Regions from separate parts of the Homo sapiens genome. Here region 2 is linked to region 1. The links are chromatin contacts, found by Hi-C or POLR2A ChIA-PET in ENCODE. All regions are on one chromosome and are shown on one strand. Each heading gives the region's core, a stretch centred on a gene start or an enhancer-like site at or near the end of the contact. The rest is flanking DNA. Distances are from core to core; before and after follow the strand shown. Region 1 overlaps PTPRM (protein tyrosine phosphatase receptor type M). Region 2 overlaps PTPRM (protein tyrosine phosphatase receptor type M).

Region 1 (3,850 bases), core at 299-2,798:
GTCTTCAGGGAGGTCAATAGGTAGTGAATGCGTTAGACAGAACCCCAACTTAGAAAACCCATAGTGAAAGGATACTTCATGGGGTTGCGGGGGATGACACATACACTGTAGGAAAAGCAAGGAAGCTCACAGGATAGTGAGTTGGCACAGACGGCAACTTGTTGGTGGGTAAGCTGCTTGGGTGGAAGATGGGGACACCAAGATAGAAGAGGCTTTGGGGTTACCTCTCCAACAGTTTCAGCAGATAGAAAGGATTCCCCACCCAAAGCCAGGGTTGAGCTTGTGAGAGATCCTGAACATGAAACAAAGTCTAAAGAAGACTTTTAAGGTTGCACTGTATGTTAAACCCACTGCCATACACACATTTGGATTGTGGTTGTTTTCCCTCAAGAGACAACGTTAAGATTCAGATTGCTTTAGGTGATCTAAACCTTTTCTGAAGGTTCTGAAAGTAACTCTCTGACCACACTGGACCATGTGGGGTAGTAAGATTTACACAAGTGAAAAAAAATACAGTAAGTGTAATGAAAGAAGAGTGCAGTGTACTATAAGAATATACACATGGAGGACCTCCCATGAGGAGGTGAAATCTGTGCCAATAGCTACAGGATGAGAAGGAGCTAACAGTGTGAAGAGGACCAGGCTCAGTCCTGGGCACATGTGAAGGCCCTGAGGTGGTCATGACCATGGCCTTCAAGGGGAGAATTGGGACCTACCGCCACAAAGGTCAGCTGTGGCCAGGCTGCAGAAGACTCCACTTCAGGACAGAGACACCAGGAAAGATAGCCTATTAATAATGCAGTGAAGAGAATATGCTAACTGAAAATCAGACAATAAAGCTATGAATCAAGAGGAAAATAATATAAAAATGTCCACAGTGGCAAAATCAAGAGGGCGTTAGCTCTTCCTTGATAATTGGAGAAGCAAGAGAAGAGGAAAAGGCCTACATGCCTGGAGGTTCTAAGAATGGCGGAGTTTTTTAAGATGGTGGAGCCACTTCAGAGAAATTAAGGCAAAAAAGAAAGAACCAGGGCTGGGCGCGGTGGCTCAGGCCTATAAACCCAGCACTTTGGGAGGCCGAGGCAGGCAGATCACCTGAGGTCGGGAGTTTGAGACTAGCTGGCCAATATGGTGAAACCCCAACTCTACTAAAAATACAAAAATTAGGTGGACGTGGTGGCATACGCCTGTAATCCCAGCTACTCAGGAGGCTGACACAGGAGAATCGCTTGAATCTGGGAGGCGGAGGTTGCAGTGAGCCGAGATTGTGCCATTGCACTCCAGCCTGGGCAACAAGAGCAAAACTCAGTCTCAACAAAATAAAAAAAAATAAAAAAAAGGAAAGAAAGAAAGAACCAGTAAAAGGGTTATCAATTTTCTTAATCTGATTAATTGACTAAAAGTGTCAGTTGTCAGGCTATCATTTAAAAGATCCACATGAATGTTATTTTGACCTCCATTTACACACAGAATGAAACTATCTCACCGGGGAACCATGACTCATGATGGTAAGTCTTAAAATACAACCTAACCATTGCACTCTTGGAGATTCATCCCACAGAAATGTAAACTTTCATTCATATAAAAATCTGTGCACATCATATTTACAGAAGCTTTATACATAATAGCCAAACAACAGAAACAGCCCAGATGTCCTTCAACTTGTAAATAATACACTGTGGTCCATCCACTGTATTAAATACTACTCAGCAATAAAAAGGAGCAAATTAATGATGTACCTAACAACTTGGGTGAACTTCCCGATAGCTATGGTGAGTGAAAAACACCACTCCCCGAAGATCATGTACTCTATGATTCCATTTATGTAACATTTTGTAATGTTAAGATTCTAGAAATGGAGGACAAATTAGTGGTTGCCAGGGGTAGGAATGGAGGAAGATGAGACAGGAGGGAGATGGGTTTGCTTACAAAAGGACATCACCACCACTCCTTGTGTTGGTGGAATTGTTTAGCATCGTCACTGTGGTGGAAGATACACAAGCCTATTCAGGTAACAAAGTTGTACACAACAAATTGTACATATTTGTACAATTGTACAGAAGGCAATTGTACTACAGTGTTGTAAAATGTTAGCATTCTGGGAAATGGCATAACATGTACTCAAGAATATCTTTTTTCTTACTACTGCATGTGACTCTACAATGATTTCCATAAAAATTTCAATTTATAAAAGTAATTATAAGTTAACATTTAGTAAGCAGATATGTTACACACACTAGGAAGATATCATTCCATTATCTCATTAGTTCATACGAAAAATCAAGAATTTCATGTTTCAAAAAAAATGAAATCTTTAGATACAAAGTAATTGTCCATAAATGCAACGAGTCTATCGTAGATGCAATCTTTAAACTCAATTTTTCTGATTCCAAATATGATGTTTTCACTTCTACACATTGCTCAAACAAAAACTTTGATCCTAGGCCTGCATTATTTTGTGTATGGGATGGATGTGAAACTGGAGAAAGCAATCAGCAGAGCCCAGAGTGGAAAAGCTCAAGAGTACAGGGACAGAAGACATCCCAGAAACTCTTGCTAGACTAGATGACACTGTGCCACAACACTATTACAATAACATATAACACAGCGGAGAGGAAAGGCACAACAGAAAACCAGAAATGAAATAAAACTTCATCCTGTTCGTAAGTTTAATAAATAGTTTCCACTGACAATACAAGAGAAAGGAAGATATGCACGGATATTCCTGCAATGGGACCCTGCTAATTTATCTGTCTACTACTAAAGTCTATAAGAAGACAACTGAGAGTACAAAAGGAAAATGAATATTGAGAGCAAGTAAAGGAAAAAGCATTCCTGAGGCCCTCAAAACAGGTCCCCTCAATAACAGTCACATCCTGCCTCCCAGGAAACAGCTACAGTTGGCACTGCAGGAACCTGCAAGCTGCTCTGATACAATGGCTACTGCAGGGACAGCTGAGGGGTGGCTGCTGATGCTACCACTACCAGCTACCCAAGAGCATGGGTGCTGTGGTTAGAAAAATGTGTTTTGAAAACCAAACGCAGAAATGTTCATCAGACCTTCCTTCATCCCACCTGCCATCCTCTCTTCCTTCTTCTCTCTTATTCATCCATGCATTCATTCATTCAATGAACTCAAGGCTCTACTGAGTGCCACCTCTCTGCCAGGCACTGTGATAAGCACTTGGAATATATCATGGATAGAACAGCTGAAGAAATCTTTCCTCATCAAAACTATCTTTCATATTGAAATTTTATTTTGCTTTATCAACTACAATGTCTGAAGCTTCTACTAAAAATGGAATTATCCTTATTCTTTGAAGAGAATGCATTACCTTTTAGAACATAGTGTACATGTGAGACGTGCTCGTGTGAATCTACTTTTAAGTTGATCTGTATGTGTAAATTTAATCCATAATGTTTTGTTTAAAGCTATACAGGGTCATACCCTTACCAAAGCAAAGGAGAGTACAAAAAAAAAAAAAAAAAGGCAGAGAAGATCTGAGACCTGGAAGAGCCATCTAGACTTCTCTAGATCTGTTTTTTCATCCATCGCGTCACAGAATGGATGACTCAGAAGTTTTACGCTAAGAAATTCTGAGCCTTTTAGTCCAAATATTTATAAAATATCTACCGCATGCTTTGGAAGATCTAAGCAATGCAGACAGTTTTATAAAAAGTAAGCTTTAGTTAGGGAAAAAACAAGAAACATGAATGATGAAAGAATAGAACAAGATAGCAATGGCCAAATGACAGATTCAATAAACACAGCTCATAGCAATGGGATCCTTTCCTGACGCAGAACCATGACTCCTCCCCTCCAAACAAGCCAGGGAACCTGTGCCACAGC
Region 2 (4,146 bases), core at 367-2,866, 46 kb before region 1:
CTCCTGACCTTGTGATCCACCCGCCTCAGCCTCCCAAAGTGCTGGGATTACAGGCATGAGCCACTGTGCCCGGCCACATTTGCATTTTCAACAAATTTTCCCAAAGGGAAAGGATGAAAGAGGTAAAGAAGGAAGGAAGGAGAAGGCAAGAATCTTAATCTGTACAAAGTGATAAAATGCAATTTAAAATATTTCTTAATTCAAGTGAAAGGACACCATAAAACTAATTCTAAATCAAGCCAGTAATGGCAGTATTTATACACACACAGACATATATCTAATGGATACGCACATGTAAATGCCTAATACATCAATAAATATGTCAGTATCATATTTAACTGTATGAAATATGTTTACATATGAAATATAGAAACGTAACTAAATAGGGTATTGATATATATATGCATATATACATGCATTGTGGAGATTATATGAAATATTTTTATGTCCTTGGTTATCAAAAGTGGCTAGACATGAATAAAGATGAGAGTGATGGTTAGTCAATTAAAGGACTTGGTCTTTATTTGGGAGGCTGGCCACAAATCAGTGTGTGACCTTAAAAGGTTAAAAACTCTATGGACTTTAGTTTCTCCCATTTGTAAAATTTAGCACTCCAAATATGATATGGTATATAAAAAAGTGTTAAATTATAGACAAGTGGCCTAAAAATGTTAGTGTATATTTTAAAGTAATTGCCTCAAGGTAATAACCTTATAAAACTAGTAGTATCTAGCATGTTATCTCATTAAAAAATATATCTATATACAAAATATGGCCATAAAATTATAATTGGAGAAAAAGTTAAATTTCATATTTGAGTCCTAACTGCATGCAAATTGTCATGAGCTGTGGCAGTGTGCGGAAATGGAAATAAGTCCCTGGTAATTTTTATCACAGTGAGCCAAGATACTACTACACTGCCATAAGACAGGAAAATGTGGTGCACAAATATGAATACGAATCTATTCATTCTTTCTATTTATGTTTGTTCAGGTAGACTAGAAATTTATAATTTACTTATAACTTCCAACAAATTAACTTTTCCACAAGGGAATTTTTAGAGATACTACTAGATTTGCATCCCACTAATCAATAACATGGGTAGTGGCAGGTCACAGTGAAGCAGTATAGCAACTGAAAGAAAAGGAAAAATAATCAAAAACAAATGAACCAAGATGAAAATTAAATAATGGTAGTAATAATGATGATGATAATGATGAACTCTAAAATGACAAAACAGTTTGTAGGCAAACTAGTGTCCTTTCTGTACATCATGATGTCTCACTTGCCAGAGCACTTTCAACAGGGTAGGGTGTGTACAGCAGGGAAGAATCTTAGTTTTGTTAGAGACTTTAAACCTAAATATTAGGCTGGTTCAAGTCTCATCACAAATAAAAACATGTTAAGAATCTGCTGTGACAAATACATTATCCGAGTAGATATCTTAATGTGCACTTCCTTACGCCGAACATCAGTCACTGCTGCAGACGATTCTCGAGGTGGCCTCACTGGGGTGCACTGTCCCCCATAAGCTACGTGTGACTAACTAACACTGGCAGTGGTGATCTCACAACAGAGCATATGGCTGACTCATTGGAGGTTTTATAACAGAGGCTGTGTCCCTGGATATTCTGACTCAATATGGGTGTGGCCAGACAGGGAGGAGACAATAGGTGGGCAGGTATTTACATTTTTAAAAAGTCAGAAAGGTAGTTCAGACATCCATTCCCCAGTGAAGACCACTGACAGACTGGACCAGAGAGAAGTTTATCCCTGTCCTCCTCTCCCTTCCCACCAAGGGCCTTTCAAGCACCCATTGCTCACTATGTATACTAAGTGTCCTATATATAATATACACTTTGCATTTGATCTTCCTCATGGCCCTGTAAGGTAGATAACATTATTATCTGATATCTACCTTACACACAAGGAAACAGCAGCACATACAGGGCAAGCCACTGGCCCATAGCCACATACCTAGTTCTGGGATTTGAATCCAGCAATCTTTAAAGCTGCCTATCTTGAGAAATGTGCAGATAAAAGCTATTGCTTTTATACCACATAAGAAACAGACAATTTTTGTCTAAGACACAGGGTCTCACTCTGTCCAGGTTGGCTGGAATGCAGGGGCACAATCATAGCTCACTGCAGCCTAGAACTCCTGGACTCAGGTAATCCTCCCACCTCAGCCTCCTGACTAGCTGGGAGTATAGGCACTGCCACCACACCTGGCTAGCTTTTTTTATTTTTACAAATTTTTGTAGAGGTGGAGTCTCAATATGTTGCCCAGGCTGGTCTGGAACTTCTGGCCTCAGCTTCTCAAAGTGCTGGGATTATATATGTAGAGAGATCAATTTTATGTGCCATATTTAACAAATGCAGGGAAAACTTTTCTTAAAGCAGTCCTCATTCTGTTCTCCTAGGAAAAACAGCAATGGCTTGCCACAGGTTGTCTAAAAATGCCTCATGGTACACCTCAAAGTCCAAATTATCCTGTCTGGGACCAAAAATTGTCTTGGTGGCTTAATGCTATAAATTCCTCAGCCTACAAAAAACCCATTAAACCGGCTAAAGGAAACTTATTTCCCCTTTCTATTTTCCCTCATCCCCCACCTTCTTAAATATAATGACTCAATTTTTCAGTCATGCAAAATATAGTAATAGAACCTAACTGGAACATTATGAATGTTAACACAGAATTATCAATATGGCTTGTGTGATATGACTGAGCATGTTTATACTGACACTGCTTCATTTTATTAACCACTCTGCTATCATAAACACGCTGGCTGATGAATATTTGCATTTTAAGTGATTTTTCATCAGTAAAAAATTTTATTCCTTAAAAAAAATTTATAAGTTGTAATCTCTGTATATAGAGTTGGCAGAAGACTTTGCCAAGAGCACATTCATTGTTTTTTGTGCAACTAAATCAACATAGATAAAACACATTTTTCAAAAATATTGTTCACGTGCAAAATTTGTACTTAAAATGCAATCCATCAAAATAGCCTGTCATCAAACCACTGCTCAGAAACAGACAAGGGTAAGTTTGAGCTTTAAAGGGATAATGAACTAACAACACCTAACATATCTACTTTAGAAGAATATTCTGGTATAAAAACACATTAAATACCTTTAACTACCAACTCTGCATAGTTTGATATTCCAACACCTCCTTCAGTGCGAATCATGCAGCGGTACTTTCCAGCATCTCGTTTGGTGGTATTCACAACATTAAATGAAGCAATGAAGCGTCGGGAGCTGGTCACCTTGATTTCCTTCAGAGGAGCATCTCGCACATCAATGCCCTGTATCAAGTGGGGTGGGGAGGACAAAAAGAAGCAATATAAGCTGTCAGAGCAAAACAGTCAGACACCCAATGGTATATTATCCATGCTGTTTTCATGCAGACCTTGGTGCAGTTGCTTATTACCCATGGGCAGTTGTACCAGGAGAATAGCTGAGCAGGAAACTAAAATTCTGCCATGATCAACACCTTAAAGACTGAGCGATGCAAAATTAAGTGTGAAGACATTTTTTGTTTTTGCCTCTTCAAAATATTATGTTAATTAGTGCAACAGGGGAGTAAAAATACAGAAAACTTGTTACCTTGTTTTCAAACTATCCACATTTGGTCTTATAGCACTTTCTCTTATTTGTATGCTTGACTAGGAAATAAAAGTAGCTCACCCACTATCCTATTACTGACCTCATTTTATAAATGAAGTAATAAACACTGTATTAAGAATAACATTCAACTATAAGTTAGGTTTTAGAGTACTCCCTATTGAACAGGACTAAAAGAATAGTTCAACCCTTTTGACGTTCTTCCTGGATATACAAAACCAAACAGAATTAGGTGCCTAGTAACTATTAAATGACATTCATACGTAACAAGAGAGGTTCCTCTCTACATCCCATATCCCCAGGACCACATAAACAAAGTTCCACAGCTGGGGCAGTTTGGTCTTTTATTATCCCCATATATGGTCTTTTATTATCCCCATATATTAAGTAACCCTTTTAGTTATGCACACTTGGAAATCCATTCTATGCTTCCAATAGTTTAAAGCCTCAAACCTCGTGGCTTCAAAAGCAGGTTAGAGATTTAAAGTCTCAAAAGCAGGTTAGAGATTTTAGTTC

Evidence for each region. A loop is a pair of places that touch in the nucleus more often than their neighbours do. ChIA-PET counts read pairs that join two places held with the same protein, here RNA polymerase II (POLR2A). Pooled maps may share reads with other maps.
Region 2: a loop to region 1 is called in a map of PC-3, with 3 times the contacts of the local background. The contact joins two enhancer-like sites. A Hi-C loop is called at or near these places in 3 of 168 maps with a recorded cell type or tissue (IMR-90, PC-3 and right cardiac atrium), 1 of 37 single-sample maps with no recorded cell type and 1 of 50 pooled maps. POLR2A ChIA-PET finds 5 or more read pairs at or near these places in 4 of 52 experiments (A549, AG04450, MCF 10A and 1 more).

Annotation. Positions count from the first base shown.
Region 1 is chr18:7,902,474-7,906,323 of GRCh38, reverse strand. All of the region lies in intron 3 of PTPRM (protein tyrosine phosphatase receptor type M), which reads right to left. Among named protein-coding and RNA genes, the nearest start is that of PTPRM, 340 kb to the right of the region's middle. Within about 2 kb of position 1,548, at least 2 of the 41 ENCODE cell types and tissues checked have a DNase peak (open chromatin) inside an H3K27ac peak, as active enhancers do; they include PC-3, where a contact is called at or near this core.
Region 2 is chr18:7,948,346-7,952,491 of GRCh38, reverse strand. PTPRM (protein tyrosine phosphatase receptor type M) reads right to left here. Exons shown (of 33, transcript NM_001105244.2): 6 at 3,137-3,311. Among named protein-coding and RNA genes, the nearest start is that of PTPRM, 380 kb to the right of the region's middle. Within about 2 kb of position 1,616, at least 3 of the 41 ENCODE cell types and tissues checked have a DNase peak (open chromatin) inside an H3K27ac peak, as active enhancers do; they include PC-3, where a contact is called at or near this core.